Linked DNA regions of Homo sapiens: regions 1 and 3 are each linked to region 2. The links are chromatin contacts, found by Hi-C or POLR2A ChIA-PET in ENCODE. All regions are on one chromosome and are shown on one strand. Each heading gives the region's core, a stretch centred on a gene start or an enhancer-like site at or near the end of the contact. The rest is flanking DNA. Distances are from core to core; before and after follow the strand shown.

Region 1 (3,867 bases), core at 560-3,059, 200 kb after region 2:
GTGGAGCTTGCAGTGAGCCGAGATCGAGCTACTGCACTGCAGCCTGGGAGACAGAGCGAGACTCCGCCTCAAAAAAAAAAGGCTGGGCGGGCAGGCTCACACCTGTAATCCCAACACTTTGGGAAGCCGAGGCAGGCAGATCACCTGAGGTTGGGAGTTGACGACCAACGTGACCAACATGGAGAAACCCCGTCTCTACTAAAAATACAAAATTAGCCAGGCGTGGTGGTGCATGCCTGTAATCCCAGGTACTCGGGAGCCTGTGACAGGAGAATCGCTTGAATCTAGGAGGGGGAGGTTGCAGTGAGCCGAGATCGCGCCATTGTACTCCAGCCTGGGCAACAAGAGCTAAACTCCGTCTCAAAAATAAATAAATAAGGAAACAAAAACAGATTAATCTGGTCCCAGTAGTGTCTCCAGATTGCACGAACATTTCATTTTTCACACAGGGTCACCAGAATACCATCAATTTTTTGGTATCACTGTCAAAAGTGATCCTAGCACCTTCTGAAATAACGTGAGCTGCCAGATTCTCATTTCAGGAATGACCACAAGCGAACATCTGCATCTGACCCCAACCTGCCTGATGACCTTACCCGCTACTTCACAATCCCGTCCAGGAAAATCCCTGGGCACATAACACTGCAAGTCCCAGGTGTCCGCTGAAGGGCGCCTGGCAGTCACTGCCCAGGGGATGAGAAATCACAGGTGCCTTGTTTGGAACTAGAGTCTGGAATCTCGTCCTCCTTCCCTCTGCTCTGGTCCCTCATTGTTTATGAAGACCTCAGTCCCCTCTGCTGGGAGCCCCACCTCCCCTTTCAGGGCCACGGGCCCCAGTCTTCTTGCCTTTCAAGGACCACACAAATAACTGTGCCTCCCCTCAAAGCTTTTCTCCTCCTTCCCAGGTGAAGTCCTCTCTCCTCCCTCCAGCTTTCAGGGCACGGAGCGTTCTTTCTGGCATTGGAATTCTGAGCAACCCTCCTAGCAGGCCCAGCTCAAGCCGCAGCGGGGAGGAAGAGTTCAAAGGAAGCTATGCCAAAGATCTCGAAGGCTTAGTGGGAGACCCAGCAACAGGTGGCACCAGGTCTGGGAAAGAGACTCCTAGAAAGCGGAGCGGGTCTCGGAGGGGGTGGATTTGGCCCGAGGTGCCCGCGATCAGCGAACGAGCGCCCGCACGGAGGAGCCGGGCTGCAGCTCCCGGGCAAGGGGAGCGCGAGCTCTGACTCCTCAGCCGGGCCGGGCCGGGCCGCTCCGAGGCCCCTCGAAGGAGGCCGGGCGCCGTGGGGCAACCCAGGCAGGGCGCGGACCACCGCCTCCCGGGCTCGTGGGGTGCAGCTCTGAACCTGAGGCGCTCGGAAGCTCAAGGCCAAGACCCGCTCGGGTGGTGGCCGAGCGCCCTCCAGCCCCGGGTCCACCTGCGGCCGCTCCCTGCACCTCACGCCCAGCGGGGCTCCGGGGACCTGCCTCAGGGACCGGCGAGGAAGTGACGGGTAAAGGGGTCCGGGAGAGCAAAGGGACCCCCCTCCGGGAGGACAGCGCCCACCCAGCAGGTCAGCGGCACACCGGGGACGCCGCCCGGACTCGGGGCGCCCATAACCCGGCCCACCCGCCGCTGCTGTCGCTTCCCTAGAGCTCCATCCGGTCGCCATTCACCACTGAGTTAAGGGACCAGCTACCGAAGGGCAGCAGCGGCCAGCCACCAGCCCCCTCGCCGCCTCAGCGTCACTCCACCCGAGACCCTCTTCCTCCAATCCCAACGGCGCTGCCAAGTGACCGTTCCCTCCTCCAATGAGAAGGCGCTCCAGCCGGCGGGGGCAGAGCCAGAGTTGTTCCCGCCCCTGAGGTTGCGCAGGGCTAGCACAGACCCACCCCCTCGGACGCGCGCTATCCTGGAGAAGCGGCCCCTGCCCGCGAACTGCGCGCTCTGCTCTGCCCTTCTCTGCAGCGCCCCCTGTAGGAAAGAAGGGAATTGCATGCGGCCCCCCCGCCCCCGGCCAGAGCTGTGGATTTACCAGGGATCTGGCAAAGCAGTGATCAGAACAGATTTGTAACGTTGTAGTATCTAGGTCTGGACCCCAATATTTACGAAGTCTTCATGAGTAGAATACGAACATTCTCAGGCCGGGTGCGGTGGCTCACGCCTGTACTCCCAGCACTCTGGGGGGAGGCCGAGGCGGGCGGATCACTTGAGGTCAGGAGTTTGAGACCATCCTGGCCAACATGGTGACACCCCGTCTCTTCCAAAAATACAAAAATTAGCCGGGCGTGGTGGTGCGCGCCTGTATCCTAGCTAGTCGGGAGGCTGAGGCAGGAGAATCGCTTGAATCCGGGAGGAGGAGGTTGCAGTGAGCCGAGATCGGGCCCCTGCACTCCAGCCTGGGCGACAGAGTGAGACTCTGTCTCAAAAAACAAAAAAAAAAAAAAAAAAAGAGAGAAAACAAAAAACAAGCAAAAAAAAATTCTCTATTTAAACCGGATAGTAAAAAGCCTATTTTTTTTTTTGAGACGGAGTCTTGCTCTGTCGCCCAGGCTGGAGTGCAGTGGTGCGATCTCGGCTCACTGTAAGCTCCGCCTCCCGGGTTCACGCCGTTCTCCTGCCTCAGCCTCCCAAGTAGCTGGGACTACTGGCGCCTGCCACCAGGCCCGGTTAATTTTTTGTATTTTTTTTTTTTTTTTTTTTTTTAGTAGAGACGGGCTTTCACCATGTTAGCCAGGATGGTCTCGATCTCCTGACCTTGTGATCCGCCCGCCTCGGCCTCCCAAAGTGCTGGGATTACAGGCGTGAGCCACCGCGCCCGGCCTTGTAAAAAACCTATTAAAAGGCTGGTGTGGGACCGGAATGGGAGGGAGGTTGGCCTGTGGATATATAGTCTCTGTACAGTGCAAAGTAGTTGTTTTTTGTTGTTGTTTTGAGACAGGGTCTAGCTCTGTCGCCCAGGCTGGAGTGCAGTGGCACGATCTTGGCTCACTGCAGCCTCTGCCTCAAGCAATTCTCATTCCTCAGCGTCCTGAGTAGCTGGGATTACAGGCATGCACCACCATGACCAGCTAATTCTCTAATTCTCTCTCTCACTGTCTCTCTCTCTCATGTGTGTGTGTGTGTGTGTGTGTGTGTGTGTCTAAGAATGGGGTCTCGGCTGGGCGCAGTGGCTCATACCTGTAATCCCAGCACTTTGGGAGGCCGAAGCTGGTGTATCACTTGAGGTCAGGAGTTCGAGACTAGCCTGGCCTACGTGGTGAAATCTCCTCTCTACTAAAAATACAAAAATTAGCTGGGCGTAGTGGTGCGCGCCTGTAGTCCCAGCTACTCAGGAGGCTGAGGCAGGAGAATCGCTTGAACCTGGGAGGTGGAGGTTGCAGTTGGCCAAGGTGGCACCATTGCACTCCAGCCTGGGCAACAGAGCAAAACTCTGTCTGATAAAAGAAAAGAAAAGAAAAGAAATTAAAAAAAGAATGGGGTCTCACTGTGTTACCCCAAGCTGATCTCGAACTTGTGCCTGAAACAATCCTCCCTGCCTGAGCTTCTCAAAGTGCTGAGATTACAAGCATGAGCCACCTTGCCCAGCTGCTACCGAGTTTTAAATACAATAAAAATTTAAAGACCTTCTATTCAATACAACAAAACTGGATCACACTTTTGACTCACCTCCCTTCAGAGATCCCGTTAAAATGTAGGCAGAGAAATTGTGAAAAGGAATAAGCAAGGTCAGGTGTGGTGGCTCAAGCCTGCAATCGCAGCACTTTAGGAGGCCAGGGCAGGAGGATCACTGGAGCCCAGGAGTTCGAGACTAGCCTGGGCAATATAGCAAGATCCCATCTCTACAAAAAATAGAAAAATTAGCCAGACGTGGTGGCATATGCCTGCAA
Region 2 (3,958 bases), core at 300-2,799:
ATCCTGCTTTTAGACTTTCAGCTTTCTTTTTTCTCCCAGGGATGCATGTCTCTGTCTCTTCATAAAAAAATCTGAGGATATTAACATAAATTTTAAATTCTTGGGCACCTCTCAGGTTGAGACTAGGCTAAAGTTTTGGGATACAGGGGTGTCCTCAGTCAAATCAGAAATAATTCCTTACATCATAGACACCTCTCTTAAAACAAGTCATGCCTGCCCCTTTCTAGAAATGAGAAGGCACATTAAGCACATAGCTTTAAATGAAACTCATAGGAGCCGAACACATTTTGCAAAATTACTCCCTCTCAATACCAAACTTACTTTATTTATTTATTTTTTTGAGATGAAGTTTCTGTTGCCAGACTGGAGTGCAGTGGAGCGATCTCGGCTCACTGCAACCTCTGCCTCCCGGGTTCAAGTGATTCTCCAGCCTCAGACTCCTGAGTAGCTGGGATTACAGGCACATGCCACCATGCCCAGCTAATTTTTGTATTTTTAGTAGAGATGGGGTTTCACCATGTTGGCCAGGATGGTCTTGATCTCTTGACCTTATAATCCACCTACCTCGGCCTCCCAAAGTGCTGGGATTACAGGTGTGAGCCACCACGCCCAGCCCCAAACTTCTAACTGCTACTAAATAAGCATGCAAAATTCCAAATGAGGAGGAGATAGACATTGGACACAGCTGTGATCCTTGACACCTCAAAGTTACATCTGGGGTTGGGGGGGAACGTGCTTTATGGTCGTTGCATTACACGAGACTGAAGTGGTGAAGGTCATTTTTCAGCACTTAGCGCTCCTGCTAGGGTCCTGACTCCCAAATCTACTTTCTCAGTGGCATCCGCAACATCGTTTGCTCACTCAGTTGCCAGGGTAGCAGCTCTGGCCTCCTAGAGGCCACAATTCTACTAATATCAATGGGAAAACTTAATGAGGCTCAGATCCCAACCTGCCCCTCTTCCTCCAGAGGCAGCTTCCACTTCTCCTCACAAAGCTGGGATATGGCATCATCAGCGTTCCCCCTGTGGTGCCACCCCTCACAACCCAGGATTTAAAGAGCCCTTAGGAAGCAATCATCTATACAAGGGTGATCACAAGAATGGGGTTACTTAAGCATGAGCCCTAAGTGTCACTTTGCTAAGGCAATACAATGGATTTCAACAAAGAAATATTCGTTTCCACGTAGTTTGATACTGAAAGCAGAAAACTTTCTTTTTACTGCATGCAGGAAATGGTTTTCATAGAGGCTAACCACAGCTGAGCCATCTGTAAACCACAACATTGTTTCTCTTTAACAAATGGAAGATTTTTACCCACGGTATCACTGACCATCAAAAAGAATTCCCATCCTCCATCTCTAGAGCAAGAGAAAACGGTAAGTAGAGTTTCTTTCCTTAATCTGCTAGCCAGGGGTTGCTAAAACAGCCTTTTCATTCAGAAATGTAGTTTGTCCTCCAAGGTTCATCCCATCCCTACTGCTAGGAGATGTATGAACCCTTAAACAAGTCCAGTTTCTTTGCATTCTGAGACCCCCTCGGAGCATGCGCTTTTATGTGACCATGACTCACACTGGGTCATAATGTAAAACGTGTAACTATGACTGAAGGCCAAAAAGTTTGAAAAAGATGCTTTAGCGTTAACTGGCTGGCAAACGAAGAAGGTCTGCTGAAACAAAGTTGGCTGCTCTGCCAACAGATTGTTTGAAGGAAAACTAGTTAAAAAAAAAAGAAAAAAATCAAGTGCAATCAACTAAAGTAGGGCAGACCCTTCCATTCTTTGATTTTTCCCTGTGTATTAGCCATTTGCTTTGGGAAACTTGGCATCACGATCTCCCTGCTGTGAGAGCAAGGCCTCTGACCCAGGGCTCCTCACCCCAGACTGTGAGAGTGTGTGATTGACACCCTCTCCTGGGGGACGAGTGGCTTTGCTATGGCCTTCCAGTCACCGTGAGGCTCAGCTGGTGACTCTGCAAGGATTGCATGAGTGTGTTCATTGTTCTCACTGTTCAGATGAAGGAAAGGGGCTCAGAATATGGGACATTGATGGTCTCATGTGAATTAAACAACTGAAATGAGGGGGACTCATGCAAATAAAAGAACAAAATCCAAAAACATGACCTGAGTCACACCAAGGAATAGTTTCCCTCTAAGAATGAAGAGAAACAAGAACCCAAATATAAGCTACTAAATGTACTTGTACTCTGGAAGAATGCTGGAAAATCTGATGACTTACTATTTCTTATTCTCAGCTAGTATTTTTTTTTTAAGAGATGGGATCTTGCTGGTTTTGAACTCCTGGGCTCAAGTGAACCTCCTGCCTCAGCTTCCTGAGTAGCTGGGAGTCACAGGCACACGCCATCATGCCTTGCTCAGCTAACAGCTAATACTTTAATATTTTAATAAATTATTATTATTATTTTTACAAGACAAGATCTCACTATGTTGTTCAGCCTGATCCTGAACTCCTGGGCTCAAGGGATCCTCCTACCTCGGCATTCCAAAGTGCTGGAATTACAGGCGTGAGCCACAGTGCCCAGCCTGGCTAATACTTTTTATAATAGCTTTACTGAGATGTAATCCACATTCTAAAGATTTCACCTATTTAAAATGGTACAACTCAGTGGTTTTTAGTATATCCATTACCACAATCTCATTTTAGAAAATTGCCACTCCTGCCAAAAAGCCCCTTATATCCAGTAGCAGTTACTCTTCATTCCCCTCACCAGCTCTTGGCAACTACTAATCTACTTTCTGCCTCAACAGATTTACCTATCTCTCAGGTAATACTTTAAACCAAGCTTGTCCAACCTGCCTTATTCTGTTATTGTTTTGTTTTGTTTTGGGCTTTTACCAGCCTGAAGCCATGTTTTTCAGTTTCTGCCTCTAGTGATAAGCGGAAAAGAGGGGTGAGGAAGGGGCTTTATGGGCCCAACCAGAAACAGAAACTAAGAACTCATGACTGTATTCTCTCCCTTGGACACCCCTGCTTTAAACCATAAATTTAAGATTATATATAAGCATCCAGAAGAAACAACACATCTCTCAGTTGGTATCTATCACAGCCTCCTATAGGAAACACATTTAAACTTTCCTAATTTGTTTTCTTTTTCTTTTTCGAGACCAAGTCTTGCTTTGTCGCCCAGGCTGGAGTGCAGTCGTGCGATCTTGGCTCACGGCAAGCTCCACTTCCCAGGTTCATGCCATTCTCCTGCCTCAGCCTCCCGAGTAGCTGGGACTACAGGCGCCCGCCACCATACCCGGCTAATTTTTCTGTAATTTTAGTAGAGACGGGGTTTCACCGTGTTAGCCAGGATGGTCTCGATCTCCTGACCTTGTGATCCACCCGCCTCGGCCTCCCAAAGTGCTGGGGTTACAGGCGTGAGCCACCGCGCCCAGCCTATTAAACTTTCCTAATTTGTTTTCTACATGATGGTCATGCATACATTTTGTAAGAAGAATCAGAAATCTAGTCTTTACACAGGAATATTAGAATATCTGGGCATTGCTTGTAAAGTGAAGTCCCAGATATCACCAACACTATTTCGGATCTGTGTTTTTAAAGCACTTGGGTACAGTGGCTTTGCAGTCAGTGTAGAAACCTGTCCCTCCCACTTAATAAATTTTTATTTATAGTCATGTGTTGCTTATGTTCTGAGAAATGTGTTAGGTGATTTCATTGTTGTGCCCAACATCACAGAGTGTACTTACACAAACCTAGATAGTATAGCCTACTACAGGCTTACATTGTGTGGTAAAGTTTATTGCTCCTAGGCTACAAATCTGTATAGCATGTTACTGTACTAAGTACTGTAGGCAACTGTAACAGAATGGTAAGCATCTATGTCTAAACACATCTAGACCTAGAAAAGGTACAGTAAAAATATGGTACAGTTGAGCATCCTAAACCCAAAAATCTGAAATCTAAAATGTTCCAAAATCCAAAATATTTTGAGCACTGA
Region 3 (4,113 bases), core at 883-3,382, 240 kb before region 2:
TAGATATGTATACGTATCTATATACATAGATTTATATACATAAATATAAAATTGAGGCAAGATTTTTTTTTTCACAATTGTTGATTGCTTGCTAGTTTTTATTAATAGCTGTTGTTTTTCCTTTCTTTTTAGACCTCCCTCCAGTGCATGGTGTTGAGTTAATGCTATTACATGTTTGACACACTATTGCTGGTCTCACTGGTCTTGGCCAGGCTGCTGTCTTGGTTTTATTCATTCATACATTGATCTGTTTTTTAATTCCTGTTGTCCATTCCCCACCCCGCCGTAGCCAACCATGTCAATATGTTTGGTGTATTGGTTTAATTTTTCATTTCTGTGCATACATGGGTTTTGTTAATCTAAGGTTTTAGTTGTGTGCATGTGTTTTTAACTTAGGTAAAATGGCACAAATGGCCTGGTGCTACGGATTCTTTTGTTTCTTTTTTTCTCTCAGCACTGTTTTTGGATCTGTCCGACGTGCACATTTAATCCATTGCTTGTGGCTGCTGCATAGTATTCATCATGTACATGCTCTGCGGGGACCTTGCCCGTTCCCCTGGGGATCATCTGCTACCCGACATGGTTCTGTGGCCAACATCCTCGTGCTGTATTCTGATTGACCTGTGTGAGGATTTCGCTAGGAAATATACCCAGAAATAGGGTTGCCGGATCATAGACTAGGGAACTTTCCGGTTCACTTCTGAGGACTCAGAAAACATGATTATGTCCCTTTTCTCTTGCTATTTTCTCGTAAATGTCAGGAAGGTAGGTTGCTTAAAATACCCTAACTTTCAGCCTGGCTCTAGAATCTTGCAGTGCTACCACCCGGAGAGCAGAGATAAAGATTGGGATTTTATTCTCTGTGGGTCAGTTTGAGGTTTGCATTTTTTCACTTGGAATGATTGAAACTCGTGCTGCTCCTTCCGCGTGCATGTGTAAAACGAGCCACAGACTGCTAGTCTGTTCTGCTCTCCTGCTGTCCGTGACCGTTGCTAGACCTCCTGTATGGAGGCAGTGTGGTGCCATGGAAGGAGGCGATGCAGTAGAGTCAGGCCGGCATAAGTGGCTTCTCTGCATGTGTGTCAGCCCCATCCCTAAGCTGGGGTCATGCCACCCGGTGAGGCTCCATATGCCAGCATGTAGCACAGAGCCTACTGGGTGACCCTTCCAACAGCCCCTTGAGAGGAGAGGGCACAGTGCTGCATAAGTTGGTGTCTAAAGGGTGTGGAGTTGTATTTAAGCCTTTACTATCACATTGTGAATATTTATGGGTGGATTTATTTCGTGTCTGGAATTTTCTTCAAAATAATCTGGTGCAGGGAGAGTGAGTTGGGATAAAGATCAGATGACCATATAATTTATCATTCAATCCCAGGCAAGTTTGAAACTGAAAGAGGGAGCTATTAATTACACCAAGACGACACGCTTGAACTGGGGTTGTTGCAGCAAACCAAGACATGGACACCTCAGGGGAAAATCAGATAGGACTGACCCTGATTTGATCATTGTTGAAGCTGGGTGATGAGTACCTGGGAGCTCACTCTATTCAATTTTTTTGTTTGTCTGAAAATTTCCATAATAAAGGTTTTTTTAGGCCCAGTGCAGTGGCTCATGCCTATAATCCCAGCTCTTTAGGAGGCCTGGGCAGGAGGATCACTTGAAGCCAGGACTTGGAGGCCAGCCTGGGCAACATAACAAGGCCCTGTCTCTATAAAAAGTAATAATAATAAAATATTGAATAAATGTATTAAGGAAATGTTTGTATCAGAGTGCAGAAGCACCCAAAAGTTCGCACTGTCCAGGAAATGGCTGTTGAGTACTTTGCCAACCCCTGCCTGGGGTCATAAGCCCAGGTCACCATGCTGTCTGCTTTTCCCCCCTATCTCTGGGCACTTCCAGGTGGGGGTGGGTGGGAGGGAGTAAATGGAGAGGCTCCTCCTACTCTTCATTGTTGGTGGGAGGAATGAGAACCTGGAGGCTGTCCTAGCTGTCTGTGACTTGATTTAGCATAGGGGGAAAGGGCTGACCTTTTTCCTGCCAGCAGTACTGTCAAGGCCTGCCCAGGTGGCAGCCGAAGTAGCTCCCTTCATGCCCACTGCACACCACAGCATGGTGGCAGGGGCGCCTGCAGTCTGTGCACATGCACACATGATCGTTCTCTGCACCCCTTATCGGAACTGCGGGTTGGGCAGGAAGCAGCATGACCGCAGTGGGTTCCTAACCGACATTCTGTCTCACACACGCTTCACTGTCCTACTTAACCCTCGCTGTGGTATGGCAGTTACTGGAACCTTGACTGGTAGAAGGTAGCCTCTGCTGGGAATGGACTCAGACAGCAGGCTGACTGCCCTTAATTTGTTATCTCTTTCCGGTTGTACAGCTGGGCCTTTTTCACACATTTCCGTGAAGTGTGATGTTCATTCATCCAACAGATATTTTCAAGAGCCCATCATATGCCAGGCTCTAGGGCTACAGCAGTAAAATAAACAGACTCTGCCTTCAAGGGGCTTATACTGTAAGGGGGCCACAGACAGCAGGTGCAGCAAAGGTGGAGGAGGAGGGTCACCTTTCTCACATGGCTGCTGAGTGCTCAGGAATCGATGTTAGGATGCTGTCATGTGGAGATCATTGGCAACCGTGGAAAGGATGGTTTTAGAGATTGGAGCAGGTTCAAGAGGAACTGGGAGAGGAAGTGAAGATGGCCATTGGAGATGCTTCATTGGAACTGGGGCAGTTGCTGCAGGTGTAGGTGGGATTGAGAGAGCGTTGTGTGAGGTAGAGAATAGCTTACATATGTGGACTCAGGAGAGAGGAAAAATATGCTTAACAGAACTTGTTCTGAATGGCCCTTTTGTATGCCATAGCAAATATCAAACAACCCTGATCATGAGATATAGAGCCCTGGAGGGCCTGATTCAGTTTTCTTCTTCCTTCAGAGTCCCATCTTCTCCATACTAAAAGTAAATCACAAATATTTGGATTGTTATTGACATATCTATTATATGTTTTAATCTTCTATCTATAATCTTTCTCTTGTTATATAAATGGTTCTGAACTTTTGGGTTCTAAGCCCAAACACTTTTGACATCTAACTCTATGAATCTCCCTTAGAATGTGGCATCTTATTTCAGGAGGCTGATGGATCCGCTGATGTCCATCCCCATAGGTTTCAGGTCAAGAGCCTGTGTGTGGGACACATTCGCTAGACAGCCACTTCGGGATGTGAAAGAAATGAGAGCTCTGTGGCCTCCTCTTTTCTTCTCTTCCCTAATGGGTCATCCCTTCACTGAGGGGAGAAATTATATTTGTTTTGCCATTTTCCTTACAACTTAATAACTAGAATACATATGAATGGATAGACAGACTGACTGACTTGATTGCTTATCCTATTTAAGTGTGGCACATTCAGTCCATAGCACATGGCATCCTCTCTTGGGGCACAGTTTTCAATGGTTTCCCAAGAGAGGATGCCATGTGCTACGGACTGAATGTGTTTTATCCCCCTCCTCCCCCAAAATTCATGTGTTGAAGCCTAATCCCTAATGTGATGGTATTTGAAGGAGGACTTTTGGGAGATAAGTGAGTTTAGAAGAGGTCGTGAGTGTGGTGCCTTTATGATGGAATTATTAGTGCCCCCAGAAGAAGAAGAGACACCAGCGCTTTCTCTCCAGCATGTGAGACACAGCAAGATGGTGGACCTTTGCAAATCAGGGAGAGGCCCTCACCACACATCAGACCTGGCAGCACCTTGATCTTGGGCTTCTCAACCTCCAGAGCCATGAGAGATAAATGTTTATTGTTTAAGCCGTCCAGTCTGCAGTATTTTGTTACAGCAGCTCAAACTGACTAAGATATCCTGCTTCATAATTTTCAGCAGAGCCAGGGAACCCCAGCTACTCTCCTTTAAGAGTTGATCCAGGCCGGGCATGGTGGCTCGTGCCTGTAATCTCAGCACTTTGGGAGGCCAAGGTGGGCGGACCACGAGGTCAGGAGATCGAGACCGTCCTGGCCAACATGGTGAAACCCCATCTGTACTGAAAATACAAAAAATTAGCTGGGGCTGGGCGCGGTGGCTCACGCCTGTAATCCCATCACTTTGGGAGGCTGAGGCAG

Evidence for each region. Hi-C counts contacts between places; a loop is a spot of excess contacts on that map. ChIA-PET counts read pairs that join two places held with the same protein, here RNA polymerase II (POLR2A). Pooled maps may share reads with other maps.
Region 1: a pooled map shows a loop between it and region 2 (2.7-fold over the local background). The contact joins two enhancer-like sites. A Hi-C loop is called at or near these places in 2 of 50 pooled maps. POLR2A ChIA-PET finds 5 or more read pairs at or near these places in 4 of 52 experiments (A673, HCT116 and WTC11).
Region 3: a loop to region 2 is called in a pooled map, with 7 times the contacts of the local background. The contact joins two enhancer-like sites. A Hi-C loop is called at or near these places in 3 of 37 single-sample maps with no recorded cell type and 4 of 50 pooled maps.

The regions. Positions count from the first base shown.
Region 1 is chr16:75,515,607-75,519,473 of GRCh38, forward strand. No RefSeq gene overlaps it. Among named protein-coding and RNA genes, the nearest start is that of CHST5, 19 kb to the right of the region's middle. RefSeq lists a silencer at 1,178-1,617. Within about 2 kb of position 1,810, at least 33 of the 41 ENCODE cell types and tissues checked have a DNase peak (open chromatin) inside an H3K27ac peak, as active enhancers do.
Region 2 is chr16:75,318,727-75,322,684 of GRCh38, forward strand. The region is part of intron 5 of CFDP1 (craniofacial development protein 1); the gene reads right to left. Among named protein-coding and RNA genes, the nearest start is that of BCAR1, 69 kb to the left of the region's middle. RefSeq lists an enhancer at 907-1,076. Within about 2 kb of position 1,550, at least 6 of the 41 ENCODE cell types and tissues checked have a DNase peak (open chromatin) inside an H3K27ac peak, as active enhancers do.
Region 3 is chr16:75,073,193-75,077,305 of GRCh38, forward strand. All of the region lies in intron 1 of ZNRF1 (zinc and ring finger 1), which reads left to right. Among named protein-coding and RNA genes, the nearest start is that of LDHD, 42 kb to the right of the region's middle. RefSeq lists enhancers at 1,644-2,144, 2,145-2,645, 2,495-2,724. Within about 2 kb of position 2,133, at least 7 of the 41 ENCODE cell types and tissues checked have a DNase peak (open chromatin) inside an H3K27ac peak, as active enhancers do.